Linked DNA regions of Homo sapiens: region 1 is linked to region 2. A link is an interaction called in ENCODE POLR2A ChIA-PET data of the cell type or tissue named here. Cell type or tissue: A673. All regions are shown on one strand. Links, peaks and the distances in the headings refer to the core of each region. The heading gives the core; the rest is flanking DNA.

Region 1 (16,474 bases), core at 4,838-8,837, 73 kb after region 2:
ATGGCCCATCACTTGTACTCACTGTTTGCTTAACTACAAAGAAGGGGGGACTGCAGATGACCACCGAGACACTCAGCAATGTGAATTCTCTATGAATGTTTTTATCTGTATTCCTTCTCAGCCTTGCTACTCCAAAGCACTCCCAGCCTCATTCTTGACTTTCTGATTTCTGCAAGTTCTTGCCAATATGAATTATGTTTCATGCTGCTGGCTTTCTAAGGATGGAATTTGTGACTCAAGGCCTAAGCTGCCACTGAGCTATTTGCTAAACTTAAGTTGCTGTTTTTGAACACCCGGACTCCTAAGAATCAATGAAAACCCAAGATGATCAACATTAGTCACAGAACCAAATAATCCTATGGACTGACGGAGGGTGGGTCGCTGGAGTTTTATGCTTTTCACATACTGGCATTCCAGTAAACATTCTTAAATACGTAAGCTGTGAGGTTATTCAGCAAACAGCCTATGGACAGTCACAGCATTTGTACCTGCTCCACAACCCACTGTATTTTCCCTAATGGTATGAATGCATTAATACATGAAGTGATTTATTTTAGGAGTTGAAGCTAAACTTTTTTTTTTACATTCATTAGCGCATTGAGACATTCACTCAGCCTACTTTCTATAGGCTATCATGAGCAGAGTTAGTGAGCTTGTTTGTGGAAACTATGTATGAAAAATAAGGAAAGTTTGGAGTTCAAATCTGAAATATTTTGAGATCAACATTGACGAGACATAGTGACATAATGCTTGCCAATAATATTTATTCTGGAACTATTACATTACGACAAACATGGGATCCCTTTGTATGGTTAGATTCAATAAGAGATCATTGTTACACTTTGATTCAGCATTTTCTTATATTCTGAATAGAAATAAAATTTCTGTGCCTGAACTTTGTTCTGACATGTGTTGAGCAGACATCAGTCTTCATATTCACCAGTAATATAAGCCCCAAACAAGTAATATAACTTTAAAATTTTTACCACATGGATAGATAGGGACATAGCTATAAATATGTAGATACAGATGTGTCTTATTTGATTCCACAAAAGATTTAAGATGATTTGCCAAAATATATACAATAAAAAAATGCATAAATTAGAATTTAGATCCTAGGAAAATGTAGAAGAGAAAAAGGAGCAGAGGAAAATTGGTCCATGGATAAGCACACCATCGAAGTGCATTCAGTTACTAAATGTGGGTTGGAAATGGCTTCCCTCCAACGCTTCCTGACTCAAGAGTTAAACTCCAAAACCTTCGCCTGACCTGCAAGGCCTCTACATGGCCTACGCCTGACGCCGTCCCCCCAGTCTTCCATCTCATCCCTCACATTCCTACATTCTCTAGTCCACTCCTCCTAGATATGCCAGGCGGGTCCTAAGGTCAGGAGTTTGAGACCAGCCTGACCAATATGGTGAAACCCCGTCTCTACTAAAAATACAAAAATTAGCTGGCCATGGTGGCGGGCGCCTATAGTCCCAGCTACTCAGGAGGCTGAGACAGGAGAATCGCTTGAACTCAGAGGGGTCAGACGTTGCAGTGAGCCAAGATCATGCCACTGCACTCCAGCATGGGTGACAGAGCCAGCCTGAAACTCTGCCCTGCGTCCTTCTGAGAAGTGACAGTGTACCGGCATGGCAGCCCTCACAGCCCTCGCTCGCTCTTGGCGCCTCCTCGGCCTTGGCACCCACTCTGGCCGCGCTTGAGGAGCCCTTCAGCCCGCCGCTGCACTGTGGAAGCCCATTCCTGGGCTGGCCAAGGCCGGAGCCGGCTCCCTCAGCTTGCGGGGAGGTGTGGAGGGAGAGGCACGGGCGGGAACCGGGGCTGCTCGCGGCGCTTATGGACCGGCGCGAGTTCCGGGTGGGCGTGGACTCGGCGGGCCCCGCACTCGGAGCGACCAGCCGGCCCCGACAGCCCCGCCGGCCCGGGGAAGTGAAGGGCTTAGCACCTGGGCCAGCAGCTGCTGTGCTCGACTTCTCGCTGGGCCTTAGCTGCCTCCCTGCGGAGCAGGGTTCGGGACCTGCAGCCCGCCATGCCTCAGCCTCCCCCACGCCGTGGGCTCCTGCGCCTCCCGAGCCTCCCCGAGGCTCAAAATAGTCAAAATGGACCAATCAGCTCTCTGTAAAACAGACCAGTCGGCTCTCTGTAAAATGGACCAATCAGCAGGATGTGGGTGGGGCCAGATAAGAGAATAAAGGCAGGCTGCCTGAGGCAAGCGCGGCACGCCGCCACGGTCCGTTTTCAGGCTGTGGTAGCTTTGTTTTTTTGCTTTTTGTAATAAATTTTGTTGTTGTTTGTTCTTTGGGTTCACGGTGCATTTGCGAGCTGTAACACTCACCACGAAGGTCCTCAGCTTTCCTCGCTGGTGAGACCATGAACCCCCCCAGAGGGAAAAAACACCCAACACATCAGAATGTCAAGGAACAAACTCCGGCCATGCCGCCTTTGAGGGCCTGTAACACTTAACCGCAAGCACCAGCCACGCCGCCTTTAAGAACTGTAATACTTGCTGTGAGGGTCTGAGGCTTTATGCTTGACGTCAGTGAGGCCAAAAACCCATCAATTCTGGACACACTCCCAAATGGCTTCCTCCCTCATCTAGAATTCACCATCTCCTTGGAGGGGCTCTTGGCCACCCACCTGAAAGAGGTCACTCCCCCCGCCCACCTGCCCGTCATTCTCTTTCCCAACGTGTTTTGTGTTTTTTCAGAGTGAACGTCGTGATAACGTGTATCATGACCTGTATCCTCACTAGCATGTAAATCTTGTGAGGAGGGCCTTTTTCTGTTCTGTAGACTGCTGTGTCCTGAGAGGAGCAAATGGTGAAGTTTGTGTTCTCTGGCTAGGGGCAGTGCAGGTATCCTGTCTTGTTGGTTGAGGGCGTATCCACGTGCTTTTTTGTTTGTTTTTGAGACGGAGTCTCGCTCTGTCTCCCGGGCTGGAGTGCTGTGGTGCGATCTCGGCTCACTGCAACCTCCGCCTCCCGGGTTCGAGGAATTCTCCTGTCTCAGCCTCGCCAGTAGCTGGGACTATAGGCGCTGGCCACCATGCCCAGCTAATTTTTGTATTGTTCAGGCTGGTCTCAAAGTGCTGACCTCAGGTGATCAGCCTGCCAAAGTGCTGGGATTACAGGTGTGAGCCACCGCATCCGGCCTCCACGTGCTTTTAAAAGTGGCAACTGAGCACTCGGATTGTAGAATGGACATCCTTTCACGTAAAAATTCTTGTCTGAGTCTGATAATCCTCACAACAACATCTGAGGAACATCTTATGTCTGTCTGGTCATGGGATGAAGAGAATCTTCAACTGAAATTTCCAGTAGACGGGGAGCTGTTCTAATGCATGAACAGCAGGACATCAAGACTCCAACATCGTCTTCCGTAAGGTTGCTCCACGGTGATCTGGGCTGAGAAAATTTCAAGGTAACATTTGCTAATTGTTGGCTATATGCCTATACATATAGACAGTTCACCAACGTAGATTTCTAATGATCCTGCCAGGTAAACTTTGTTCTCAAATAAAACGCCTCCAAGTAACTGATTTTAGAAGTGCATTTACCAACATGGTAATTTCAGTATTAGAATAGCCTCTCAAGTCCTGCTTTCTGACAACAGAGTGAAGCCAAGTGTCAGTGAAGTCACTCCTAGTACATAAAAATGAAACTATATAATAAGCATAGAGAATAAGTCTTAGACCACTGGGAAAACTTAAATATAAACAGGATACAAATGATATTTCAGAAGTTGTGTTTATTTTCTTAAGTACAATAATGGTATTTTGTAATGGAAGTGTTCTTGTTTTTAGGCTTTGTTTGCTGAAGTTCTCAGTAATGAAGTGTGATGTTAAAACTGTCTTTCAACTGGCTTCACAATAAATAAATAAATAATTAAGTGGGTAAATCTAGGAAGCATATATAGCAAAACGTGAATAATTGTATCTAAGAGAAAGGATTTAGGCCTTTATTATACTATTCTGTCAACTTTTCTGAATATTTGAAAATTTTCCCAAGTAAAAGTTGGAGAGGGATAATATTTATATTTCTACTCCTTTTAATAAAGATAATCTAAACATGGTTTTAAGAACCTGTTGTCTGCCTTGAGAAACCATTTATTTCTGCTGACATTCTCACAGTGATATTAAGGCTCAGATACTATTTAAACATTTGTGGCTATGATTTTTTTATCAAGCACATTAAAATTAGTCCCAAACTAGTTATTATTCACTGAGTCGAAGGTCAAGGAAAAGAACCAAAATTAATCAACACTGTGTCTTGTATGTAATACAAGTTCATAGAGCCATGAACTTGTAATATAGCTTCATGGAAGTATCCACAGGGTGTTGACGAGTGTGGCAGCAGCTGTTTCTAAAGCCTCCTTATTCCTGAGACGCCCTGGCTTGTTGCATGCCCCTCACCAAAACACACAACAGCCCCTCAGCAAATTAAGTCCAGAATATTGCATTTTACACCCAAATGCCCCAAGATAGATATTCAAGTAAACTTAATAGAATCACTTAACATTCTAGCTGAAAAGGACTTGAGTGATCATTTAACTATAGTGAATGTTGGTTGTAAAATCATTAATGCCCTGCAGGGCAGAGATGTTGTCCTGACTGTATTTGCATGAGTAGTATCACATAACATAGAGACTTTCTAGACTGGTACCCAGTCATGATTTTATTCCGTGAGTGTGTGAAAAAGGGATTGAGGTCCTTCAGCCTCATTCAAGGAGTTGTGGAGGGAGTTTTGGGTTGATGTCTACCTCATTTGATATCTGCTCATATCTATGTGTCCAGCATCTTGTTCATTTTTTGCAGCCTCAATCTGATCACACATTCAGCCACTTAGGACTAGGTGAGCAAGAGCTGTTGGTTCAGAAAACCAAGGCTGAATTCCATTGTCCCTTACCTGATGGAGCGGAGAGGCTCCTGGAAAGATATGGTTTGACTAAATTTCTATACATTTATTTGAATGGACATGAATTTGTAGCAGGTGGTATATTTCACCACTTAGCCTTACCCACATAAGGGGGCTTGGATTTGTCCCCAACAGCATTTCTGAATAGCAAGGACCCATGCTGTTTTGGAGGGAATTGTATGCTGTTTTGGAGGGAATTGTATGGTTTGAGCCATTCAAGGCAAGTAACATGAGGCCATTGTGAGGGGGCTCATCGAGGTGTTTGGGCAGAGATGGGCATACCATCCATAGGCAGTGGGCAGGTGGGTGCCCTTGGAGGGCCTGGCCCAATGAGGACAGGACAAGCAGCTTCTCACTGCCTGCAATGCATGATCCACAGACATGGTTTGGCTTCCATGAGGTGGTGGTTGGTGTATGCTGGCTGCCAGTCGGCCCTCTCCATTCCCAAGTCCCTCCCCACCCACCTCCAAAGCCACCCCTGCCACCATGTTCCCTTCCACACCCTCCCAGTGACTTTAGGCTCTTCCTTTCCTCTCTTTCCAGGGTAAACTTCTTGTTTCCTCCCTCCTGTGGCCTTTCTATTAGAATCTCAAGAGCATTATTGGGGGATGGGAAACCCTGGCTTACTTCTCCTTTTATCACTGACACAATTTTAATTCTTCTTGAAGGTTAGTCTAAGGAAGTGGGGGAAAATTTACATCGAGATGATGTTTGAAGATACCTTACTACAAGCCAAGAGAACATTAGAGTCCCACGTCACCCTTCTGTCTGAAACAAATAATCACGTCCTGATTCCCTTCTGGCTTTTGTGTGTATTTATATGTTCACCCAGGTTTGCTCAATGCAGGTATGGGCATTTCAGTGAAAGCCTCTATTTTACCCTTCTCTCCTTCTCTCTAGTTGGCCAGAATATTTGCTTCCAAGTGCAGCCCAAATTACTTACCTTAATTGTCTGCACCTCCCAAGTATTTCAGCTAATTGTCGAATTGTTGCTACTCATTGTCTTGTGACTGTGTATACCTCACCCACGGGGCTTAAATTCTGCCCAAGCAAAAAGGGCTTGGTGAACTGAAACCAGAAAAAAAGTTCAAGGCAATGGAACAAATGCCAATGTCTTGGTTCAAGGAGCGACTTTTACAGAATTACGTGCATTCGTACCAGTTGTTATGATGAATTGTTCTGACACTCATCCAGACAGAAAAATAATTGAAGTTCCTTTCCCAGGGGTTCTCTAACTCAAACACTCAAAACGACCTGACCTCAGCCCAGAGCAGAAGTCACAAGGCCAAGATTCAAAAAATAAGTAAATACATTTATAAGGAGATATAAACTGCTTTCCGAAAACATCCAATTTGGGTCAATGATTGATGAAGAACTAAGAATAACTGGAACATTTGCTTTTCCTTATTTTTAAAATAATTAAAGTTACTTATAATGCTTATATAGACCTCTGAGCAAGGAGTGTGTGTGTGTGTGTGTGTGTATGTGTATGTGTAAGTTTATGCTTGAAGATCTTTGTTGCTACTCCTACCCCCATCCCCCTGTATATATTCTAGAAACCAGTGCTAGTTCTGATGACCAACTTTGGGCTAAACCACAGCTATACTTTGGAAGCTATGCAATCGCAGACTACTCTGCAGATTTTGCTTTTTGTTAATAACCTATTTTAAAGTTCAGCAGACTGGCATCTCTTTTGATGCTGATTATACTCCTTCTAAAACTCCACTCCAAGTTCAGCGTCAGCAAATCCCAGTCTGACAGAAAGTAAGATTGTTTTCTCAGTTTGCCAGTACACTGCATTTCAGAGACAGGCTCAACCCCAAAGTCGCTGCTGTGGCAGAGCTCATGCCGCGCCTTTTGGACCACAGTGACAGATGGTTTTGCTTAAAGACAATCCCTCTGAGATAGCTCGTCTGCCCAGGCGGCTGTGTGGGCATGCTTCGGGCATGTAGCCAGCGCTCACATGCTATCCACATATTTCACATCCATAACCACACCCGCATATAGTTTAAACACTGTCTGGTCTTCAGAGGCCTTTATGTAACTTTATATTCAATGAAAATAGCTCTTGGTGATTAATTTTGCTGCTTTTGGCCCCTTTCAGGGAAACAAGTTTGACACTTAGTCTGTATTTTTCAAAGCGAGAGAAAATGGAATTGAAAAGAGTGTTTTCTAATGAATTAATTCCAGTGATGTTGAGTCCAACATGAGAAGAAATGTAATTCCTCCTGGAATGCAACTGCACACCTACTGCTCAATGATGTATAATAACTATTTTATTCCAAAAAGGATTTGAAGTGGCTTCCAAAAAATGAGTGACATTAATAGCTAAGGATATTGGGGAGAAACTGGGCATAGCCGATGGATTTCACTTGCCTGTGGCCGTGGCTGTTCATTTTCGTTCATGAGGTGTAAGAAATGAGGAAGGGTGGCTGACCAGGGGACAACGACACCACATCTGGGAATACCCTCCTTCAAATCAGAGACTTACAGGAAAACGGACAGGCCGGCGCACATTATTCAGGCCATTCTCAAATGTTTAATAACTGTTTCATATCAATATCAAGTTAAGCACATTTTAGTAAGGTGGGTGAACATGTTTGCCCATATCCCAAATTATCCCAGACTCTCCACTGTACAGGAAGCGGACAGTGTCTTCCACCAACGCCTGCTTCACAAGGTTTATTCCTTAATAGCCAGACTTGGCCTCTTTTCTTAGCTCTGAGCTGTGAGGCACAGTCAGTGTTTTCAAACAAAAGGTATTTCCAGGAAATCTTCTGTCTGAGGAAGGACGAACACACAGTTCTCTTAGTTGGGGAGCGTGGGAAGGAGGGAAGCAAAGGTGTGGGGGACTTTGGTATTCTCTCTTCTTAACCCAGTACTTGGAGGGTATTCTCCCAGGCCGTTCAGTGGAACAACAAAATGGCTGGAAAACAACACTTTTAAAAAGTTTCTTCCTGGGCACGGTGGCTCATGCCTGTAATCCCAGCACTTTGGGAGGATGAGGCGGGTGGATCACGAGGTCAGGAGTTCGAGACCAGCCTGGCTAACGTGGTGAAACCCCCTCTCTACTAAAAATACAAAAATTAGCCAGACGTGGTGGTGCACACCTGTAATCCTAGCTACTCAGGAGGCTGAGGCAGGACAATTGCTTGAACCAGGGAGGCAGAGGTTGCAGTGAGCTGAGATTGCGCCACTGCATTCCAGCCTGGGAGACAGAGCAAGAGTCTGCCTCAGGAAAAAAAAAAAGTTTCTATGACAACATGTTATGAATGAGCACACTTCCTAAGGAAATGAAACTCCTAAATGCATCAGTAACTTTATTGGGGATCTGGAAGTTGTCTTTTTTTTTCAGTTTGCTAATTATAAATCCAGACGCAAAACCTATGACTTTACCCAATTAAGCAGTTTTTTCACATATTTTTTTCATTTTTTTAAAAATATATTGATCCAACTGTAATAAACATATATTCTGTAACTGTAATATGTTATTTCCCTGCAAATGTTCCTCTTTATCCACATTTTTCCATCCTTTCACCACTCATTCCTTCAACATATTTTTATTACCAGCTAGCAAATAGAGTAAGAACAGCATCAATATGAGCAGAGAATTCTTCTATACTCTGTTTCTTAACTAAAGATAAACAAAGGCCAGGCGCTGTGGCTCACACCTATAATCCCAGCACTTTGGGAAGCTGAGGCAGGCAAATCGCCTGAGGTCAGGAGCTCAAGACCAGCCTGGCCAACATGGTAAAACCCTGTCTCTACTAAAAATACAAAAATTAGCCAAATGTGGTGACAGACGCCTATAATCCCAGCTACTCGGGAGGCTGAGGCAGGAGAATTGCTTGAACCTGGGAGGCGGAGGTTGCAGTGAGCCAAGATCACGCCACTGCACTCCAGCCTGGGCGACAGAGCGAGACTCCATCTCAAAAAAAAAAAAAAAAAAAAAAAAAAAGATAAGCAAGTACTCTGTGCATTGGGAAGTAACTAAGTGGTCAGGGTTTCTATTATCTTTTTGAAATTTAGATTTGTTAGCCTAAGAGATCATGAATCATCAGGCTCTTGGCAACTGTGGGAAAGGAAAGATGATATTCTAGAAACTGATCATCTGGTAATCGCTGATAAGTTCACACATCAATATTTAATTCCACCACAGTTTTGTTTTCAAAGTAGAAGAAGTTTGTATAGGTTGGTGCAAAAGTAATTGCGGTTTTTGCCATTATTTTAGTGGTATATTGTCAGCAATCACCACTGCATCCCTGACTGAGATCAATGTGAGCTCTGCACAGTGTCTCTAACACTCACTAGGTGGCCATGGTTTCTATCCCTTCTAGAGAATGCTACCTGGAAAATAAGGTTTGGGGTCACACCCAGACATCAGACCATTTGTTACTTTCCCCATTTTCTCACCCTTTTTTTTTTAAATTTTTTAAATTATACTTTAAGTTTTAGGGTACATGTGCACAACGTGCAGGTTAGTTACATGTGTAGACATGTGCCATGTTGGTGTGCTGCACCCAGTAACTCGTCATTTAACATTAGGTATTTCTCCTAATGCTCTCCCTCCCCCATTCCCCCGCCCCAAAACAGGCCCCGGTGTGTGATGTTCCCCCTCCTGCATCCATGTGTTCTCATTGTTCAATTCCCACCTATGAGTGAGAACATGCGGTGTTTGGATTTTTGTCCTTGCGATAGTTTGCTGAGAATCTCACCCCCCCTTTTTTTTTTTTTTTGAGACAGTCTTGCTCTGTCGCCCAGGCTGGTGTGCAGTGGCGCCATCTCAGCTCACTGCAACCTCCACCTTCCAGGTTCAAGTGATTCTCATGCCTCAGCCTCCAAAGTAGCTGGGATCACAGTCATGCACCACCACGCCTGGCTAATTTTTGTATTTTTAACAGAGACAGCGTTTCACCATGTTGGCCAGGCTGGCCTCAAACTCCCAACCTCCAGTGATCCATCCGCCTCAGCCTCGGAAATTGCTGGGATTACAACCGTGAGCTACCGCGCCCAGCCTCACCCATTTAAAGGGAAACTTTCTTCATGGTAACGAGCTCACTTACAGATTGAGTTCATAATATTAAAAAACATTTTTTTAGAGATGACATCTCCCTGTGTTGCCCAGACTGGAGTGCAATGGCTATTTCCAGACATGTTGATGGTGCACTGTGGCCTCAAACAATCCTCCCTCCTCAGCCTCCTGAGTAACTGGGACGACAGACTCGCACCACCAAGCCCAGGTGAGTTCACGATTTGAAAGGCACTGGTTTTAGACCTTTCTAGTAAATTTTAAATGGCACATTGGATTTCTCATAGCAGATGACTCATGTTCTTCTTATGAAATTCGCTTACACAATTCTCATGCTGGATTTTAGTCAGAATATAGACTAGAGAGAAAAAATCATCAAGGAGACAGAACCCATGGATATGTAACTTTATGAACAGGAATGTCCCAAACTCCCGATTTCATTCTTCTGACACAAAGAATTACCACCATGCGGCATACTTCTGCTGTAGGAATTGCTGCTGGAATATACTAATCATTTTAAGCAGTGAAGAGCATTGCGTCTGAAAGGCAAGTAGAGATACGGAAACACAATCAAGTCTAACAATAGATTGAGAAGAACCATGCCTAACGACAAGGGATAAAGATGAAAACCACCGTTTCATTCTTTCTCCTCCTTTTGACTTTATTGCTGCAGCTCAGTTTGCATCTTGAGCACCCTCGTTGCCCAGCAGCCCGGCGGGGTTCATTTGCATGTGTCTTCCCAGGTCTTCCCTTCAACCTCTGCAAAGCCAGCCAGGCGGAGAGGGGGCAGAGGCGTCCTTGGAGGGGAGCAATTCAGAAACAGCCACATCTTTTCTTTAAGGAAAAGGGAGGTCTCAAGATTACTTTCTATTTTTCATCACTTCTCTAATATATGCACACTGTATTTGCATAACATCTATTTGCACTGGGAGCCCATCCCTGGCTTCCTGAAAGATACAGGAGGGCATTTGAATATATATTTTATTCCCTGTGATGTCTCAGAGTTGAGCCTCTAATCTCATTACCAGCTTGCATGCTTCCAGTGAGTTATTCTATGGTCTTTAGAATTGTGCCTCCAATTTGTAAGCCTAGCTAACAATTACATTTTCATCGTGGAAAGATGTTAAAGATTGCTTTCAGTGAGAATTAAATCAAAGATCTCAGCATGTGCAGCTCCCAACCCCCAACCTCACTTCTTTGCGCACTTAATAGAGGTTGGCAACATAAAACTCCCTTTCTCTAGAACATCATCTTCACACAGAAAATCCTGCAGAAACTATGTTAAAAACACAGCATTGTCTAGTCTTATTCACTAAATGCTCCAACTTGACCACCTCAAAAAAAATAATAATTTCCAGGCTTGGAGAGACTGTTTAATTATTGAAGGACCAGCCTAGTGAAATGACATGGGATCCCAGACTGGTGGGATTTATGAAGAAATTGTCCATCCCTAAAAGAACAGGAAAACATACAGGTAGGTAGTTTCACAAAATATGATGTCAGTAAGACAGGTCAAAGACAGCCAAAATCACTCTTCAGAACCATTCTCAGCCTCTCTTTGGGTTCCCAGTTTATGTTTAGCTGCTTTGGGTTTAAATACCTTACCTAGATGATTTTACTTAATCCTTATGGCAATCTGAGGACATGGATTTTTTTAAATCCCCATTATACAGACAAGGAACCTGAGGTCAGTAGCTTTCCAAGGTCACATAATAAGAGACACATCTGAGAGAAGTAATTGGGTCTACTGCATTGCATCTTTAAGCCTCGCCTAAACCTTCATCCCTTTTGGCTTTCTTGTCTTTACCCCAGCTTTCTAGGATCTTCCAGGGCAGGACTACGTTCAGATCTGGCCTCCTTCTACCTAGCCAGTTCCTTCCCCTGCCAGCAAACATGCTATTCCGGCTTCTTTCTGCCCCTAGTGAGAGGTGACGGCGTGTTGGCAGCCCCCGCAGCCTTCTCTCGCTCTCGGTGCCTCCTCGGCCTCGGCGCCCATTCTGGCCGCGCTTGAGAAGTCCTTCAGCCCGCCGCTGCACCGTGGGAGCCCTTCTCTAGGCTGGCCGAGGCCAGAGCCGGCTCCCTCGGCTTGCGGGGAAGTGTGGAGGGAGAGGCACGGGCGGGAACTGGGACTGCGCGCGGCGCTTGCGGGCCAGCTAGAGTTCCGGGTGGGCGTGGGCTTTGCGGGCCCGCACTCGGAGCGGCTGGCTGGCCCGCAAGCCCCGGGCAGTGAGGGGCTTAGCACCTGGGCCAGCAGCTGCTGTGCTCGACTACTCGCCGGGCCTTAGCGCCCTCCCCGCGGGGCAGGGCTCAGGACCTGCAGCCCGCCATGCCTGAGTCCCCGCCCCGCCGCGGGCTCCCGCGTGGCCTGAACCTCCCCGACGAGCACCGCACCCTGCTCCACGGTGCCCGGTCCCACCGACCGCCCAAGGGCTGAGGGAGTGTGGGCGCACGGCGCGGGACTGGAGGGCAGCTCCACCTGCGCCCCGGTGCGAGATCCACTGGGTGAGGCCAGCTGGGCTCCTGAGTCTAGTAGGGACTTGGAGAACCTTTGTGTCTAGCTAAGGGATTGTGAGTGCACCAATCAGCACTCTGTGTCTAGCTCAAGGTTTGTGAACACACCAATCAGCACCCTGTGTCTAGCTCAGGGTTTGTGGATGCACGAGTCGGCACTCTGTATCTAGCTAATCTGGTGGGGACTTGGAGAATCTTTATGTCTAGCTAGGGATTGTGAATACACCAATCAGCACTCTGTGTCTAGCTCAAGGTTTGTGAATGCACCAATCAGCACTCTGTGTCTAGCTCAGGGTTTGTGAATGCACCAATTGACACTGTATCTAGCTAATCTAGTGGGGAGGTGGCGAACTTTTGTGTCTAGCTCAGGGATTGTAAAGGCACCAATCAGCACCCTGTCAAGACGGACCAATCAGCTCTCTGTAAAACAGACCAATCGGCTCTCAGTAAAATGGGCCAATCAGCAGGATGTGGGTGGGGCCAGATAAGAGAATAAAAGCAGGCTGCCGGAGCTGCTAGTTGTGAGTCTCCTTGGTGTTATGTATGCAGTGTGGTGGCTTTGTTATTTTGCTGTTTGTAATAAGTTCTTGCTGCTTACTTTCTGTGGCTATACTGCTTTTATGAGGTATGATACCCACCATGAAAATCTGTAGCTTTATATTTGATGCCAGGGAGCTTACTAAACCCACCAGGAAGAACAACTGCAGACATGTTCCCTTTAAGAGCTGTGGTACTCATGCGTAAATGTGTGCAGCTTTGCTCCTGAGTCAGGGAGACCACGAACCCACCAGAAGGAAAAAACTGTCCAACACATCTGAATGTTAGAAGGAACAAACTCCAGATACACTGCGTTTTAAGAACTATCACCGTTAGGATCCGTGGCTTCATTCCTGAAGCTAGTGAGACCAAGAACCCACAAATTACATACACACTAGATCTGCGTTGTAACAAGATAGGTGTTTGCTACACCAGGTTCATCAGCATAATTTTGGGTGCTTATTAAAAATATGGGGGTCTGGCGGGGCGCTGTGGCTCATTCCTGTAATCCCAGCATGGTGGGAGGCCAAGGTGGGTGGATCACTGGAGGTCAGGAGGTTCAAAACCAGTCTAGCCAATAGGGTTAAACCTGCTTTCTGCTAAAAATACAAAAATTAGCTGGATGCAGTGGTACATTCCTGTAGTCCCAGCTATTGGGGAGGCGGAGGCAGGATATATTGCTTGAACCGGAGAGGCGGAGGTTGCGGTGAGCCGGGATGGCATCATTACACTCCAGCCTTGGTGAAGAAGCGAGACTCTGTCTCAAAAACGAGAGGAGCCTGGCATTTCTCTTGCATACTGTTTTGTGGGTTTGGGTGGGAACCTGAAGTCTCTGTTCAACAAGATACTGTGTGTTTCTGATGATCGAGTTAAAGAAAAGATGCTGTTTCTCGAAAGTGGCCTGTGAACCTCTTTCACGCAAAGTATGATATGAAAACTCTCCTTTAAGATAAAGTATTTTTACGTGCCATTGAGCACACCTTATCTTAATGTTAGTATCTTTAGATCAGTGTATTAAAGGATGTCTTCCAAAGTGTTTTGAATGTCATATTAATGATCATAATTTGATGCATTCTCACTTAATGAGTGGCTTGTGCTATTTAACATAGTTTAATTTTTACATGAGTGTGAGTCTGAATAACAGGAAGTTTCTCCAAAGACAATGAGTTTATTTAGGAATGGGCATTACAGTGCTGAATATGTGTGCCGTGATAAACTATGGGCATATTCAGAGAGGCGCGGGAAAACAAGTGCTTTTAAAAGCAAAATGAGGGTTACATAAGTTGTACTGAAACAATTATCCTTGGCTACATGGTTCAGTAACAAGGGTGGCATCAGTCCAAGGCAGTTGCTGGGCAGATTTCCTCACAGAAGTTATTTTTTGTGTAAGGTTGCAGTGGCCTGATTTGAGCAGTTTTTTTGTGTATGTGTGATACTTTTTGTTATCAGACAATTGTGCATGAAAACCCTTCCTTCATGGTTTTTCCCACCGCCATGTTGTCAGGGTTTGACACAAGTGACTCCATTTTGATTCTGACAAATTTGACATTATTTTTTCTTTTTCTTTTTTTTTTTTTGAGGCAGAGTTTTGCTTTGTCTACCAGGCTGGAGTGCAGTGGTGTGATCACAGCTCACTGCAACCTCTGCCGCCTGGGTTCAAGAAATTCTCCTGCCTCAGGCTACCGAGTAGCAGGGATTACAGGCATGCGCCACCATGCCCGGCTAATTTTGTATTTTCAGTAGAGACAGGGTTTCACCGTGTTGGCCAGGCTGGTCTTGAACTCCTGACCTCAAGTGATCCGCCCGCCTTGGCCTCCCAAAGTGCTGGGATTACAGGTGTGAGCCACCGTGGCTGGCCTTTTTTTTTTTTTTTTTTTTTTTTAGAGACGATGTGGCTCTGTCACCCAGGCTGGAGTGTAGTGGTGCGAGCATAGCTCACTGCAGCCTCAAACTCCTGGGCTCAAGGTATCCTCCTGCCTCAGCCTCTTGAGTAGCTACAACCCCATATGGCTAATTTTTGTTTTTAATTTTTTGTTGTCTCGCTATGTTGCCCAGACTGGCCTCCAACTCCTAGGGTCAAGTGATGCTTCCACCTTGGCCTCCCAAAGTGCTGGGATTACAGGCCTGAGCCACCATGCCCCACTTTCACATGAGAAAGCACAATTTATCGACAAACCATTCTTAAAATGACCTGTTATATTGTGTTTGATTTGAGCAAACAACAAATGGTAAAATGCAGCTTGAAGTGAATCATCCTTAGGGCATCAGGAATGGATCATGAACTCAGTTCTCTAAAATTTTTATATTTTCTCCGAAAATGGTAAGAGAGATGTCTCTTTTGTTGAGTTTTATTAGTAACAGAAAAAGCAATTGGATAGAAGAATCACTATATTTTCTCTTTTAGACAAGATTTTGAGATACCAGAGACTGATGTCCTTTAAGAGTTTCAATTCAATGAATGTAATTGGTAAAATATTTGAGGAATACTTAATATAATCAGAAAAATAACATAATCATTTTCTTCATAAATGTCAGTATTTCAAGTGCGTTATTTATTTAGCTAATATCCATTCTGGGTATAAATTAATCCATATAAAACTAAGACTAAGAATAATGTCTGGAGGCTGAGCCAGGATGATCACTTGAGGCCAGGAGTTCAAGACCAGATGAGACCCTGTGTCTTAAAAAAATATAAAAAATAAAAAATAAAATAAAATTCTGTGGCTGTCAGAAGTACTTTCCCCTGGCTGTACTTAGCAAACTGAATGGCAAAAATCTGAGCCTTCCTCTGCTGAGGGCCACAGGGCCTCACTCGTGAGTACTTAGAGGTAGCAAGCTCTAAGGGGACAATCTTGAAATAATTATTCCATATATTTATTATTTTAAAATGAAAATGAAAGCAGGTACCACTGGCAGCTCAGTAATAGGAACTCTCTTGAAACAATCTCGTGAATGCGGGTGGAGAAACATGAAGAGGACCCACTGCTCTGTGGCTCCTGGCGTGTCAGTGAGGGGGTCTCAATCCTGACCACCCCTTAGAATCATCTGGAGAGCTTTTAAAGAACTGATGCCCAGGTCCTACCCCAGACCATGGAACTCGAATCTTTGGTGGAAGCTTCGAGCATCCGGCTTGAGCTTTGCAGGTGATTCTAAGGTGTAGCTAGGGCTGAGACCCACAGCCACAACCAGAGGGAGGATTTCAGATGTGATGACAAGTTTAGCAGGGGAAGATATTTTGGGGACAATCAGGCCTTTCTAAGACTGTAAATCCCATCACAAGATTCCAGCCATCTCCCCTAGGCCTGCCCCTGCTTCAATGTCTCCAAGAAGTCCACACAGCTGCGGATTGGCTTAAGGAGCACCCACATGCCCAAAAAGCATTCTGCCTGAAGGGTTTTGGAAGCTTACCACAAGTTAGTTTTAGGAGCTATTTGCAAATGCAGGTTTATGGAGGTCCACACCCAAATTACTAAGGACCA
Region 2 (16,474 bases), core at 8,026-12,025:
AGTTTTCTTGAAATGTCTTCCCTTCAAGGAGCTTATGCCATTAGCTGAGACCTAGAAATTAATCTTTTAGTGCCGAGGATACCTACCACTTTGGGGACCCCTGGGTTCCTTGACTAGCTCACAATTTGTGACAAAATGGTCAGCTCATCCCAAGTTTCTTTTCGGCTCTATATTTTATCAACTGCTCTCTCCTGTTAGATAAAACCAGGTTTGAAGTAGGCATCTCCCCCAAGGGTTCCTCCTAATCTTCTAATAAATCGTGCCTAAGATTATTTGCACTAAGTAGACACTCTGACAGGTGCTGGGCGCCTGATGTGTAGCCCACGAGGTGACTGAGTGAGGGTTTCCCTCAGAAGCCCGCGGGAAGAGGGAATTCTAAGGGCACCTGGGAAGTGGGGGCAGCTCTGTCAGTCACAGCAGGTGAATCTCTAGGCTGCAGGCTGATTGTTACTGAGTGAAAAATCCTTAGCTTCACTAAGTTAATAAACCTTAAACTAGGTTAAAGGGTAAACAAAGTAATGATGAGCACAGCTGGGAGTCTGATCCTGTCAGGGACTTATGGGGCCTCCCACTGGACAAGAGACATGTTCCTGATTGGATGGGACAGTCTGCCTGCACTGTGATTTTAACACAAAAGTAGTTTCACGAAGTCAGTGCAAAATAGAAACTGATATAGTCGTGAGATGATAACTTCAATGTTGTTTAGAGATCTCCTGGTCATTTCAGAGGGCATTTCTTTCCAGTTACTTAACGTTATTGATGTACAAATGGTTGAACAGTTGTTTAAGTGTCCTTGTCTATGTAACACCATCTCTATACATTGGGATAACTGAAATTCTGAATTGGCCAGAATTCATCCCAAAAAAACAGTCTTGAATTGAACTGAATTGAGTTGAATTTCTAGCACCTGTCACAAAGGCTAAGCTTCTTGGCTGTGATTTTTAAAGGCTTCTTTGAGTTGCCACCGAACTCTAATAATCATCTTTTTTAAAAGTGAGACTGAATGTCACTTGGTGGCTGGAAGTGGCCACAGTCACAAATCAGAGAACAAAGTTCATCAAGTAGATAAGACACAGATATTGAATACTTACACCAATAAAGTTCTCTATATTTTTTTAATCCTGTTGAGTCAGTCCACCATCATCAAAAGTTGCTGAAGGACCCACATTTGTTGGAAAATAAGAGACTGGTATAAAGATGTCAGAAAAATATCTGGGTCTTAGCCCAGGACTTAGGTCCATGTAAAGCTATGTGGATTTGCACCTTCTTTTGAAAGACAGAAACCAGCATATGATCCAATTCAACAAGGTCTGAGTGTTATGAGTGTTATGCCAGAAAGACAGTGGAAGGAAGAGCTGGTCCTAGGAAACCATCCCATCAAAGAAAGGGGTATTTCCTGCACCTGCCTAACTCTGCTAGGAATTAGATATGAGCTTCAGGCCTGACTGATATCTTCTGTGAATGGGGGTCACCCTCTCTTTTACCAGTGCCTCTGGAAAATTACCACCTATTAAAAGGAAGAATACTGTTCCTAGAGGCAGACATCTCAAGAAGCTTGTAGCTTCAAGGAGCCTTCAATTATTCGAGATGTCAGCCTCTGAGAACTTCGCTCTCATAATTTGGGCACTAATCTTAGAAAGTAAGTTGGGCCAGTCATAAGTAAAAATAAAAATAATGAGGAGCCCAGGCATGGTGACTCACACCTGTAATCCCAGCACTTTGGGAGGCTGAGGCAGGGTATCACTTGAGGTCAGGAGTTTGAGACCAGCCTGACCAACATGGAGAAACCCCATCTCTACTAAAAATACAAAGTTAGCCGGGTGTGGTGGCGCATGCCTGTAATCCCAGCTACTCGGGAGGCTGAGGCAGGAGAATCACTTGAGCCCAGGCGGTTGGAGGTTGCAGTGAGCCAAGATTGTGCCATTGCACTCCAGCCTGGGCAACAAGAGCAAAACTGCATCCAAAATAATAATGAGGAAAAATGAGAGGTATATTGGTTTTTTTAGCTACCATGTTGAAAATGCATGTATTTATTTTTAAAAGCATAAAATGATTAATAAATGTTATAAATTATATATTTAATATAAACATGTTTAATATTTTAAATATAAAATGTTTTATATAAAATATATGTTTAAATATAAAATATGTTTATACTATTAAATATAATATGTATTAATATTGGGATAGGAAATTGTTGCTGGAATGGCTAAGCAGTATTTTGATATTCCCATAAAGAAAGAGACTTTATGGCTAAGAGACTTTGGCTAGGACTTAGAGTTCTCATGTGGAATGTGGTTCAAGGAGTTGTAACAACCATAACAAGGACAACAAATTCATTTTATTGGAAAAATTACGTGGAAAGCTGCATGTAGGCCAGTGAATGTGATAAATGCATATAGCAAATTTGATAGGTGGAAGTCCAAAATCTACTATGGAGAAATACGAAGGTTCACATGTTCACATTGGTTCTCTATTATAATCCATTGCTACTCATCAAATCTAATATTTAACATGTGTTAAGCACTCGTTAGGTACCAGGTGCTGGGCTAACCTTAGGCCAGCATCTAAGCTGTAGGTGGACTAAACTTTACATGCACGATCCTATTTCACTCTCATAACAATCCTCTGAGCTCAAGCTTATTAATCCCCATTTTGCAGGTCAGGAAGCTAAAGCTTCCTTAGGAGTGTTAACACTTAAGGTCATTTGGAGCCAGGACTTTAACTTGGGTTGCTCTGACCCCAAAGTGAGAAAGCCAAACCTCATACAAAAGACATGAATATCCAAGTAAAAGAAAGGAGACAGGAAGGGTAAAGAAGGGGGAACTGAGCTGGGTGTGTCTGAAAGGCAAAGATGTTGGTGAGGGAGTCTAACTTCCTGAGTCCTCTGAAGAGGTGCCCACCGAACTCAAAAAGTCTGCTTAAAAGAAGAATGCAGAGAGAAAGGAAACCATTTCAATCAAGCGGAGGAGACACTACCTGCTTTACACTTTCATTGTTCTTGGGGAAAGTGGCAGCCTTTGTATGTCCTTTTCTATGCTTAGCAGGAAGGGGCATAGGGACCCTAGGAAGTCGAAGAGCTCCATGGGGTCAAGAGGTACATGGGCAGTGCCTAAGGCGCAGGCAGTGGAGAGACAGCTGGGGTACTAAGGCCCATCTGCTAAAACGGCTTTGCAGTGGAGCCTCTGTGTTTAAGCAGCTGAGTAGCTCCATTTTATCTGTGACACGGCACAAACTCAGATTGGGCAAGCACATCTCCATTTCATCAGAATCTAAGCAATTGAAAGCCATAGTAGAGCTAATTCCTTCTCTGTTTAAAAAATATTTTTTTGTTGATACTGCTGAAGACCTTTTGTAAGCAGCAGGAAGCCAATGGCTGGATGACAGTAGAGTGGAGAGAACTCAGGATTCGGAGACAGGAGATGCTTCTAGACCCACCTGCTCCTTGGTTTTCTTAGTGGACATAATCATTGTCCCCAAATGTTTCCTCATGCCCCTTATAATCTCACCCTCTCCCCACCTCCCACCTCAGGCAACCACTGATCTGCTGTCACTATAGATTAGTTTGACTTTTCTAGAATTATATGTAGATGAACTCATACAGTATGTAATCTTTTTTGTCTGGCTTCTTTCACTAAGCACAATTATTTTAAGATTCATCCATGTTGTTGCTGTGTATGAATAATTCATTCCCTTTTATTAACTCTTAAGAAATAGAGACAAATAGGCAATTAGACAATGCAAAGAATTCATTCAGGAAAGCTCCTTCCGGAGCCTGGTCTAGGCTCAGTGGGGACTCTGCCACAGAGCCTATGCCTGGATCCTACCGTGCAGTCAAGTCAACAACTCGGGACATAGTCACCAGGCATGCGCTATGTACCAAGCATGGGTTTGGCAATAGGGGTGCCAGTGAACAAGTCCCCACTCCACTCGCAAGGAGCCATTAGTCTGCTGGTGGGGGAGACTAAGCGTTCATGGTGATAAGCCTCAGACTGTGAGATCTAGAAGTATCTCCTGAACAAAAGAAAGATCAAATTACTTTAAATTTACCTTTGGTAATAAGTATGTTTTGTGATATCTTTATGTTGTTGTAATTTAAAATGGTGTGCTGGTTATCCATTGCTGCAAAACAAAGTACCCCAGAACTTGCAGCTTAAACAAGCATTTGTTATCTCAGTTTCTGTGAGTCAAGAATCCAGGAGGAGTTTATTGGGTAGTTCTGGCTCCAGGCCTCTGATGAGGTTGAAGTCAAGATGTCGGCCAGGGCTGCAGTCACATCTGAAGGCTCAACTGTTGGGCGACCTGCTGCCAGGCAGCATCGTTGTTGGTAGGCCTCAGGTCTTTACTGGTTATTAGCCAGAGACTTTAATTCTTTGTCCCATGAGACTTTCCATTGACTGCCTCAGTGTCCTCATGCAATAGCATCTGGCTTCCCCAAAGTGTGTGATATGAGAGAGATGGAAGCCACAGTCTTTGTAACCTAATATCAGAAGTGGCATTCCATTCCTCATGCTGTATTGCATTGATCACAAAGACCAACCCCAGTAAAATGAGGAAGGGAATTGCATAAGGGATAGATGGCTTACCAGGATGGGAAGCCAGGATGTATTAGCCTTCTCCTCTTGGGAGCTAGCTAACACAACACATAACAATGAACCGATGGATTTCCTTAGCCATAGTACCTGATTCCAGGGTGTATTCTGTATGAATGGAAATTTAATTTGATTAAACCTGTGAAGGACATTCAAATATCATGGTGGCTTTTAATATGACAAATTGCCAGTAAGACATAGAGTGAATAAAGTTGCTATACATTGCCCTGATCCCCATTTATTTACATGTCACAGATTTGTTTCACTAAGGCAGACCCGTGGTTACCATGGCAACAGCTCAGAGGTAAGTTTCACTGAAGCACAAATGCCATGTGAGAAGCAAAATTAAGGAGACTTAGAACAAAGAGCAGAAAAAGTGTCTATTTTTGCAAGTAGACCTGGTCAATTTAAAATTGTGCAAGAAAAGCCAAAGAGAGCCTCAAAAAGAGGTTATGCACAGCTTCATTTAAAAGAAACACTTTTAAAATGAAGGACTTGATGGAAAGTACTTCAGAACATGCAGAGAACATGCATTATGCAGAAATTTAAATACAAACCTGGGATGGGATGGGGAACAGAGAGGAAGTGGGAGGTGGTGGGCAGAGTTAGGGGTGAGGAGACATGAGAAGAAACTGGGTCCAGAGCAGGTGTCCTGAGTCAATTTGGTCCAGTGGTTTGTTCCTGGTGTGGCCCATGGCTCCAGCTAAAAAACTGCTCAGTTGGCCTCTCAGCATCTCAGACACCTGCCCTCTTCCCAAAGCTGCTTTGAGCAATGTTAGTCTGGTATTTTGAGGCTCCCAAATAAGGACATTGTGCCTGTGAAAAACCTCAGGGATCTCCAAGCAGACCTCCAAGTGCTCTTTCTTTTCTTCTTAATGCTATATAAGGAGGAAGGAAAAAAATCAACACAGTCCATGTAAAACACATCTTTGGGGAAACAAAGAAAAACGTGCCTTAGAAGTTCTAGGTAGGAACTTCTAAATGCCAACTCAAGGCCTTCCTGGAGCAAGTGACTCCCCCACCCCGAGAATGATGTTCTGGTAGCAAGTGAAAAAAGAGGGCAACTAACAGTGTCTGGCATGTTCATTAAAATCTCCAGCTATCGTTGTGAGTTTGTCAATTCATTCCCCTGTGTAATTGGGTCCATTTTTGTTTTGATACTTCAGGCTGTGTTTCAAAGGTATATGGATTCACTACTTTCACATCTTCATGTTGGAGTGTGGCTGTGACCATTAATTAATAACTTCCTTTATCCTATTAGTGCTCTCCTTCTATTCTGTTTTTTGATATGAACTTTGCTATGTCACTTTTCTTTGAATTAGTGATGGTCTTTCTGGATTATTAAATTTTTGGTGTTTCTTGCAACATCAATGGGCTCAATTTTCTTTTTCATCCAATTTCAGAGTCTTTATTTAGAAATAGATGAGTTTATTTACATTTATTGGATGGCTAATACTTTTGGATTCATTCTACCACCTACTTTTTTGTTTTCTATTTACCATGACTTTTTCCTCTTATCCTTTTGTTCTTTTTTCCTGCCTTCTATTGTATCAAGTCTTCTTTTCTTCTATAATTTTTGAGGTTAAATATTTAGTCTCCATTTTTTGTAGTTATGACATTTTTGACATGTATTCATAAATTTATATTTTAAATAAAGCAACAAGCTAATAAATATGTTTGTCTTAATTCTCAAAAAGGCAAGGACATCTAAGCCCCTTCCATCCTTCCCCTTCCATGTGTTATTAAGTATTAACATTTCATCATGTTTTAAACTTTCCCTCCAGAGTGAGTTATGATTAAAAGTTTAAGAGCCAATTTTATGTGAATCTACCAGCAGACTGTTTTGTGGATTCACATCTCTTCTCGATAAAGTACATCCTTTAGTAGTTCTTTGAGCAAGGATTCAGTGAGTAGTCAAATCTTAGATTTTATTCATTTGAAATGTATTAATTTACCCTCCCTCTTGAATGATGGACTTGCTAGTTACAAAAGTTTAAGTTTTCAATTATCTTTCTTATCCCTTTGAAGATATCATTGTGTTGCTTTCTGACATTTGTAATTGCTAATGAGGAATCTGATTGTGACTTTCTTCAAAAATTTTTTTCACTAGTTTTTTTCTTAAGTTTTAAAACTTCTTTTCCTTGGCTTTCCATAACTTCATCTGTGTTATTCTGCTTGTTAGTTTGTTTCCCTTGGAATTTGGCACAGCTTTTGACATTAGGAGTCCTGTCCTGAGTTCTAGAATCTCAGCTATTTTCTACTTGACCCCCGCTCCTCCTATTTATCTCTGTTTTCACCTTCTAGAATTCCCATAGATTAATACTGGGGCTTCTAATTTCTATCCTCCACATCTTTTATTTTTATTTCTGTATTTTATATCTCTTATCACAAATGTGTTCTGTTTTAGATGATTTCTTCAGCTATACCTTCCAGTTAATCAATTCTCTCTTCAGTTTCATGTAAGCTATTGTTCAACCTGTCTGTGAAAGATTATTGTTTCAGTGGCCACAAGTTATCTTTCTAGAATTTCTATTTGGCTAATTTTTAAGTCCATTGTTCTTTTCCTTTTTATGTTCTATTATATTCTATTCCTTCCTTTGTTTAAAAGTTATTTTCTGATTGCTCTGTTATCCATGGTTCTTTTGTATATTTTTCTCATATTTATTGTGCAGTTAGTTAACATTGTTGTACCAGTGTTTGATATGAATTCCTTATCTGCCTCGTAATTTTTGTCTGTGAGCTCATCTTCAATAGGAATACCTTTTGCAAAGGTCTCACAGGTACCCTGAGTTGCTAAGGGCTTCCTATGGGAGTGTTTCCCCATTGCCTCTGAAACTGTTCCAGAACTGGAATAGTTTTCTGTTAGAGATCTTGACCCTGTATAGATAGTGTTAAGAATTCTAGCCACATATCAACACTCAGCAGAAGTTATGGCTTCCAGTTTCTAACAATTGATTTAATTTTCGCCAACAGCCCAGGGCCAGAGACCTGCTTCCTGATTGTATCATAGGTCATATTCAAGAGTTTTCCTAGTCTCAATTCATATACAAAATTACAATTTTTTTTTTTGTGGCTCCAGGTTTCTTGGAATAGCCTAGTATCAGGAGTTCCTAAAACTTTGTCCCTAATCCGTAACATCACAACCCCACCTCCTATAATGTATTTCCAGTTTAGTTACTTATGTGCCATACAATTTTGCCTCTCACTCAGTGAAGTAGATTTTCTATTTTTTTCTGGTACCTGGCAGCTTTTTTAGTTGCCCCTAAACATGTTTTAAGAATAAATCTATGGGGCCGGGCGCAGTGGCTCATGCCTATAATCCCAGCACTTTGGGAGGCCGAGGCGGGCGGATCACAAGGTCAGGAGATCAAGACCATCCTGGCTAACATGGTGAAACCCCGTCTCTACTAAAAGAAATACAAAAAAATTAGCCGGGCGTGGTGGCGGGCGCCTGTAGTCCCAGCTACTGGGGAGGCTGAGGCAGGAGAATGGCGTGAACCCAGGAGGCGGAGCTTGCAGTGAGCCGAGATCGCACCACTGCACTCCAGCCTGGGCGACAGAGCGAGACTCCGTCTCAAAAAAAAAAAAAAAAAAAAAAAAAAAAAAAAAAAAAAAAAAAAAAGGATAAATCTATGGAGTCATGAGAGACGCTTCCTGCAGCAGTTTATTCTGTCATCTTGAGTTTGAATCCCAAGAACAATGTTTTTACTTAGAGCTCATGTTTATCTGGGTTGCTTTTCAGAGGATATAAGGGGAACTTAAAAACCTCCTCGAATTACTTTTTAGGGCTGTGCTATTGGTAGCTTAGTGAGACAGAACAGATCAGAGAAGGAAACAATATATCAGGCTATTTTTCCTGTTCTCTTTATTGTTCTTATAAAAAGTGATTTTAGGGGCAAATATCCACTGAAGATATTGTGAAGAAACCACTCAGAAATTCTGTATTTTATGCTTCTTAAAATGTATCTTAAAGTTTACGTGCTTAATGAGCTTGAATTTTATACTTTCATAACTCCAAGCTTTGAAAAGAAGAACATAGAAATGATTTGATGTTTACAAAGGAAATGACTGGGTGTATATTTTACTAATACAACACAAAGCTAAACTTCTGAACAGAAGAAGAGACAACATGGATCAGTTAAAAAAAAAAAAAAAAAGAAAATTATTGTTATGAGACAAAGTCTCGCTCAGTCGCCCAGGATGGAGTGCAGTGGTGGGATCTCGGCTCACTGCAAGCTCTGCCTCCCGGGTTCACGCCATTCTCCTGCCTCAGCCTCCCGAGTAGCTGGGATTACAGGCATGTGCCACCACGCCCAGCTAATTTTTTATATTTTTAGTAGAGACGGGGTTTCACCATGTTGGCCAGGATGGTCTTGATCTCCTGACCTTGTGATCCTCCCGCCTCGGCCTCTCAAAGTGCTGGGATTACAGGCATGAGCCACCGTGCCCAGCCCACAATAATAACTTTTAAAAGATTACAAGAAAAGAAAGGGAAAAGGCTAGAATAAACCCTATGGTGTTGGATTTATGAAGGTATCAGTATAAACTCGCGTTTTTTAAATATAAATATAAATAGAGGGATAAATATCAATGTGAATATGCATGGATTAGTATACATGCATTTACTTCTAGCTGTGTTTGCTTAAATGGCCTGAAAGCATTGACACCTCTGTGGCAATGAATACATCTAGTGTCTAGATCTTGGTTTCAAAATACCACTCTTCAATAAAAAGAACCAAGAATCCACGGAGAAGTGGCTGATTCCAGAGCTGGGGCAGGGAATATACAATAAAAAGTGCCTGGAGTGTCTTGAAATGCCAAAAAATAAGGAAATGCTCAAAAAAGGATGAGATTTCTCAAAAGCACACTGGAACTCCTTCAAGGAGCAACCAATGACCAAAGAGGAAACAATTTGAGCAACAAAATTATAACCCACAGGATAAAGTCGATATCCAGAAACCTATACTGATAAATACATAATTAAAGGAATAAATATTAGAGAGACAGCTCTTCCTTACAGAATTCCAATTAGTCAAGGAATAATGAAACAGAAAAACACTTTTTTTCTTAATTGGTATGTTCATTAAAAACAGACTAGGCCAGGCGTGGTGGCTCACGCATGTAATCCCAGCACTCTGGGAGGCCGAGGTGGGCAGATCACAAGGTCAAGAGATTGAGACCATCCTGGCCAACATGATGAAACCCTGTCTCTACTAAAAATACAAAAATTAGCCAGGTGTGGTGGCATACACCTGTACTGAGGCAGGAGAATCAGTTGAACCCAGGAGGCGGAAGTTCCAGTGAGCCAAGATCCGAGATCACGCCACTGCACTCCAGCCTGGGCAACAGAGTGAGACTCTGTTTAAAAAAAAAAAAAAAAAAAAACAGACTAATAATCCTGTGTTTAAATAGCATTGTGGTTGTGTGCTGACTTCCATAAAACACGACTGGTTGTAAGGGACTCCACAAATACACTTCGTACAGAAGTAAAAAGGTAAACAGAAATGTCTGACAAAACAGTGCCATTTCACAGTTCTGCCAGCCGTGGTAGGGCTGCTATGGGGCATCCAGGACTGTGGGGGTCTGGAGGAGGGGACATGAGGTGAGAGGTATCCTGGCCGAGGGCAGGCGGCAGTGGGGGCTCTCCCTCCAGACCTACCTCAGGGAGCTGAGCGTGCAGGCGCTCTAGGGCAGGCCTCGGACAGTCAAGGCCCAGAGAATAAAGGTAGCTAATCTCATAATATTTTTATCAGAATGTTCTGGTGATAAAAATAAAACTTGTTTTCTTTTAAAAAAAAGTGCCATTTCAGACATAGTTCCCTTAATTATTATTAATACATGCTAGAAAATGGAGTTTGACATTATTTACAATTATACCAACATTGACAGAGGCCAAATGTCACAAGCACAACAGCACACCCTGACCACAAGATGTCTTTTCATACTTCTCAATAGTTTCATATTTTAGCTATAATTAGTTTTATATTTTGGCTGAGAACAAGTTTAGCTGAGCCAAACTTGTTCTTAAGAAGCAGAATTTTTATACCCAACCATTAAAGAGTCTCTTACAGTTTTCTGGGCCTATTTGCTTGCAGAGAGTTGTAGAAACTGTAACCAGGTTCTGCATATTATACATTCACATATGATACTCAATATTCATATGCTGTGTAATTTCTTTAAGATAAAAGGAATGATTTGCAGCAGGGCCATGTAGATGAGGAAGTTCCATATGGAGGAGATCACATCCTCACACAACTTCCATTTCATCTCCTCCATATCCAGCTTCTGCGCAAAGCCCTGGATCTGAAACATTGTGGCTCTGACTCACCAGCCTTCAGCTGCCGCTGAAAATCACTCTTAGAACACCACAGTAATTGTTGCAGACATGATCTGCTGATGGATGTCAACAAGATTGAGCCAAAGTTTCAGGGTAAATAGGATATTTTCATAGTCTCAAAGTATCTCTCCCCACCCCCAATTATTATTAATTACAAAGGGAAAGATAGAAACTTTAGAATGGAGGAGTCCAGCAGACCTGACCTTAGCCACGTTGGCAAAGTTAATACCAGTAATGAGACATATTGAAGTCACGCACCCTTGGATATGATGGACTGAGCAGAGTGCATTGCTTCTGTAATGTTCTTTTCAGAAATGCATAACCTCCATCTAATGAGGAGAAACCATAAGATGAACTCAAATCGAGAGGAAAAAACCTACAATTCTGCAAAATCGCCAAGGTTATAAGAGACGAGGAAAGACTGAAGAGCCATCTAAGGCTGGAGGAGACCAAGGAGGCAAGACCAAGTGCAAGGTGAAATCTTGGATTGGATCCTGGACCAGAAAAAAAAGGCATTAGCTGGAAAACTGGGAGAATATGAATAATGACTATAGTTTAGTATTGTGTTGTATTAATGTTAATTTCATAGTTTTGGTCCCTGAACTCTGGGTACAGAGACATTAATGTTAGGGCAGTCTGGGTGAATGGTGTACAGGAATTCTAAGAAATATTTTTAAAACTTTTCTGTAAGTCTAAAATTATTTCAAACTAAAAAGGTTGTTTTATGTTGGGAACATTCTAAATCTTGACTCCTAGCTATTTTGAAATATAGAGTTGGCCCTTGAACAAGTGTTGAATTGTGAAGGTCCACTTGTAAGTAGATGTTATTCCACTTCAGCCACCCCTGAGACAGCAAGACCAACCCCTCCTTGTCCTCCTCCTCCTTATTGTACTCAGTGTGAAGATGACAAGGTCAAGACCTTTCTGATAATCCATTTCCTCTTAATAAATATTCAATATATTTTTTCTTCCGTATGATTTTCTTTGTTTTAGAGGCAGGGTCTTACTCTGTTGCCCAGACTTGAGGGCAGTGGTGTGATCATAGCTCACTGCAGCCTCAAACTTCTGGCCTCAAGTGATCCTCTCACCTCAGCCTCTCAAGTAGCTAGAACTACAGGTGCATGCCACCACATCCAGCTAATTTAGTCCATTTTTTTGTAGAACTGGGGTCTTGCTGTGTTGCCCAGGCTGGCCTCAAACTCTTGGGCTCAAGTGATCCTCCCATCTCAGCTTCCTAAGGTGTTGGGATTAAAGGCATGAGTCACTGTGTCCCACCCTTATTTTCTTAATAACATTTTCTTTTTTCTAGCTCACTCTATTGTAAGAATACAGTATATAATACATAGAAGAAATGTGTTAACTGACTATTTACATTATTAATAAAACTTCTGGTGAACAGTAGGCTATTACTAGGTAAGTTTCAGGGAAGTCAAAAGTTATACACAGATTTTCAACTGCACGAGGGGGTTGGCCCTCCCCCTACTCCCATGTTGTCCAAAGGTCAACTGTACTATAAATTCTTGTTACCTATAGTCACCCTACTGTGCTCTCAAACCCTAGAACCTATTCCTTCTAACTGTATTTTGCACCCAATGTTCCCAACACAAACATGATAAATGTTTGAGGTGATGAATATGCCAATTACCCATTACACATTGTATGCATGTATCAAAAAAAAACCTCATCTACCCCATGAATACATGCTACTATTATGCATCAATTTCAAAAACATTTTTTTAAGGGAGGCAGAGTTTGTGGTTGTGAGGAAACTTCTGGTAGTGCCAAAGCTAACCATGAGGGTTTAGGCTGCTGGTGGGAGGATGCAGTGGCTGTGGGCTTCTCCTGCAGCTAGCTGCGCAGGCAGAGGGACGGCTCCTTCCTCCAGCTGGGGAACAATGGTGAGGAGTTATAAAGAGAAGAGCACTCATTAATACAGGATGAGTTAAAGAGCTGTGGGATTGAAAAGACTCATTTGAGGCATTAAAACTGAACATGAAAATGTGATGCATGATGAAGCTTCTGCAAATCCCAGTCTCCAAAAGGCCAGGTGGGGAGTGGGAGAGCAGAGAACCAGGGGAGAAACAAAAGGGGAGGAGCACATTTAGGAACATTGAAGGCTAAGTAATTAGAAAGAGCTCTTCAAGCCTGGGGAAAGGAAAAGGGGCCAAAGGATACTTTGAGAAAATATGATTCAGCTCATCAGTCATTACTAAATTATAGATGATCAGGTAGAGATTGTAAGGTAACTTTCTATTTTAGTGTTCAAATATTTTAAATCTTGCTCTAAATATTACATTTAAAAAATTTTTAAATTTTATTTATAGACATTTTAAAAATGTCTATAGATAGCTGGTGCTCCTTCTAACCTCAGCAAAATAGGGACCCTCCCCGCATGATGGACAGAGGGACCCAAAAGAAAACAATCAAAGAACTCAAAAGGAGAGCCTCAATTCACAGAAATGGCGTGTCTTTTTTCTCTGGAATAAAATAAGTAATTTCATGGGCCCATGAAATGCAGGCAGGCTTCTGATGATTGTGAAATGGAATCTTATGCAAAAAAAAACAAATAGCCTTTCCTTGCAGCCAGCCAGTGTTTAGGCAGCACCTGCCACACACCCAGCACTGGGACAGCTGCCCTGGAGAATACGCAGATGGTGAGTTTTGCTCACCAGAAATAATGAATAAGAATTTCTTGGAGAAAAGCTTTCAGTGCTATTGAAGGCCTGCACACCCCAGGGAGCTTCCACCACAGAGCCAGCAGCAGAGCCCTGAAGGTCCCCGCCAGTAGGGGAGAGATAGACGGTGAGATGGAAGAGAAGCAGGAAGGGAATCAGGAGAGCAGGGAGGCAGTGGGAAATCATGGGAAAGGGAAGAGGGAGAGATGCAGGGGCTGTCCCAGCCCCGGTGTGGAACTTTGGAGGAGAGTAACATCCAGAGAAGGTTCTGAGATGCTTATTTGGTGGCACACTATGCAAACCCCTTGGATGAGGACCTCACTTTTTAAAAAGCCTACAGCACAGTTCTTCACTATTCCTCTGGGCTTATGTTCCTTTGAATTACACTTCATGCAGAGATTGGACCTGAGGGGAACTTGCAATTCAGTGAAGTTACAAATAACAGCCTTGAAGTTTCTTCCAAATGAAATATCCTATGATCTTTGATTATTTCTAGACAACAAAGCCAGGGCCACAGAAGCAGATAAAATAAAGAATCAAGACCTGTATCTGAACACTTAGAACCCCTACATTCTGCTCTAGAAAGAGAGGGGAAGTACTGAGTGCTCTGAATTTGTCCTGTCTCCCATTGCCACACAGGACACCATCATCCTCCCACTTCACGCTTTGCTGTTTTCATGACTAGACATCAGTTTTTTCTTTGACTTGGCCATGAGCAGGGGATGATGGAAATATGAACTGAGCCTTTCAGGTGTTAATTTCTTTTAGAGAGCCTGAATTCCTCCCCTCGGAGCCTCTCCTCTTTCCCTTCTCTGGTCTAGTGATGCTCAGTAGGGACTAGGGCTTGTCTTCCTACCCCCCTGTCTACTAGGCACCAGCACTCTAACAAAAAAATATTTTAAGCCCTTCTCAGACTGCTAAACATGAGAGACAAATCTTACCACATTTTGTATTTTTGGCCCTTTTCCCTTAATTTAGCAATGAGTTCACACCCCCCTACTGCAGTTGAATGTTGAGTCATCCATTCCACTCATGCCCTTTTCCCAGACTTCATAAGACTCATGCTGCAGAGAGGCTTCCATGGAGCCAGGGCAGGCCTAGGTGATTCTACAAACCTTCCCAGCGGTGCCTTCCCAGCAGTTACTGAGATGATGTGAGAGACATGCTGGAAACATTTAAGGCCATAGAGCATGTAAGGCCTTCTACACTGTCCCAATATAACTTTCTAGTCTTTAATTTTCCCCACTGACAGAGCAGGAGCATCGCCATCTTAGACAAGCACCACCATTTTAAAGTTACCCTTGATCAAAAACCACCTAAATCCAAAATGCATCAGCCTAATGGCTAAGGTCAGCATGACCATAAACCACAAATGACACCTCTGACCAGAAACATTCCAACCCTAAGATTAAACCCCTCCCTGACCAGAGACATGCCAGCCCTGAGATAATCTCCCCCCTGCCGGAGAGACGTCAGCCCCAAGATAACCTCGCCTCCGACCAGAGACATTCCAACCCCACAATAAACTTCTCCACACAGAAATATTCCAAGCCTGTGATAAGCTCTTTCACCCTAAAACCAATAAATACTCCTACTCTGTAAGAGAGTGCTCCTGACCAAAATCAGCCAGATGCCCCTCTCAGGTTTATTCTCCAAAATAAACCTGTCTTTGACTGTTGAGCCGCTTTTCCTGTTTCTTTTCTCTTTCTTTAACTCTTACACCCATTATTCGAATATTCTAATCAGATCTATCAATCAAAGCAAATACTACTTGCCAAGAATTGAGCTACATGCTAAGGTTACAGTGGAGCAAAAACAACAAAGTCCCTTTCTTCTTGAAGCTTATAGTCTATTGGATAAATACATATTAAATATTTAACTGCAAAAACAATGTATTTCAGCCATGAAAAGTGCTGTAAGAACTGTAATATAATTTAAAAATATATATATATAGCCTTTGTCCTTAGTTGGTACAGAGCTTCAAAAACCCTTGGAGTTTTGTGAATGATACGAATGTCTTTGTGATGCTAATGAGGTGATGCCCAGTGGGCCCCTACATAGCCTCAGTATGGGGGCTGGCCACCAGTAAGACTAACCATGTGATTATAGGGTTGCACTTCCAGCTGCCCAACCTCCAGGGAATGGAGGCCTCAAGATTGAATTCAACTATGTGGCCAATTATTCAATCTATCATGCTTACATCATGAAACACCAATAAAAACTCTAGACACCAAAGCTCATTGGAACTTTCTGGTTGGTGAAGATGGTATTGAATAAATGGACTTGCTGCCTGACACACATGGGAAGCCAATACTGTGGCACTAGCTTTTGAGAAAAGAAAGGCTTTATTGCAAGACCAGCCAGCAAGGAGACAGGAGATGCAGTTCATATCTATCTGACTGATTTGGGATCTGGGGCAAGTTCTAAGGGTTGGGAGGGCAAGAGAAAGGATTTAGGAATGTTGACTTGGCAGAGTCTGATGGGAGAACTTCAAACAAACCATTTACAGTAAGGATTTTAGTCCCAGATCTTCTGGGCCAACAGATCCCTTTTGAAAGAGCTCCAGCATTCAGGTTCCAGTCATTTCCCAGTCTTTTGGTTCCCCAGAGACGAATCCTTGTACCAGGTGTTGTTAAAGGTCAAACCTTTTTCTATTGCGCATGCCTGGCCTATGTGACTTGAAGTTTTCACTCTGTTATGCCTACAAGGTGACTTGGCGTCCTGTTATCAACAGAATAGGCCTACTTTGGGCTGGTGCTATGGTCACAAACACAGTAATGTGCTGGGAGGAAGAAGCACCTGGATTCCATGGAGAGGGCTTGGGTGCTCTGTCCTCCCCACCCCATCCTATGCATCTTTATTTGGCTGTT

What was found. ChIA-PET counts read pairs that join two places held together with the same protein. Peaks named below come from ENCODE experiments on the same cell type or tissue, not always from the same donor. Only the 100,000 strongest peaks of a DNase experiment are listed, where the experiment ranks them.
Region 1: POLR2A ChIA-PET joins it to region 2 with 6 read pairs; 2 of 35 experiments call an interaction of 5 or more read pairs at or near these places.

Annotation. Positions count from the first base shown.
Region 1 is chr6:3,759,588-3,776,061 of GRCh38, forward strand. No RefSeq gene overlaps it. Among named protein-coding and RNA genes, the nearest start is that of PXDC1, 16 kb to the left of the region's middle. RefSeq lists an enhancer at 1,266-1,779 and a silencer at 10,528-10,822. In A673, for the core only: no CTCF peak of the experiment used is centred there; a DNase peak (open chromatin) is centred at 6,824.
Region 2 is chr6:3,683,172-3,699,645 of GRCh38, forward strand. The region is part of intron 1 of LOC100507336 (a long non-coding RNA gene); the gene reads right to left. It also overlaps the pseudogene TOMM5P1. Among named protein-coding and RNA genes, the nearest start is that of PXDC1, 60 kb to the right of the region's middle. In A673, for the core only: no CTCF peak of the experiment used is centred there; no DNase peak of the experiment used is centred there.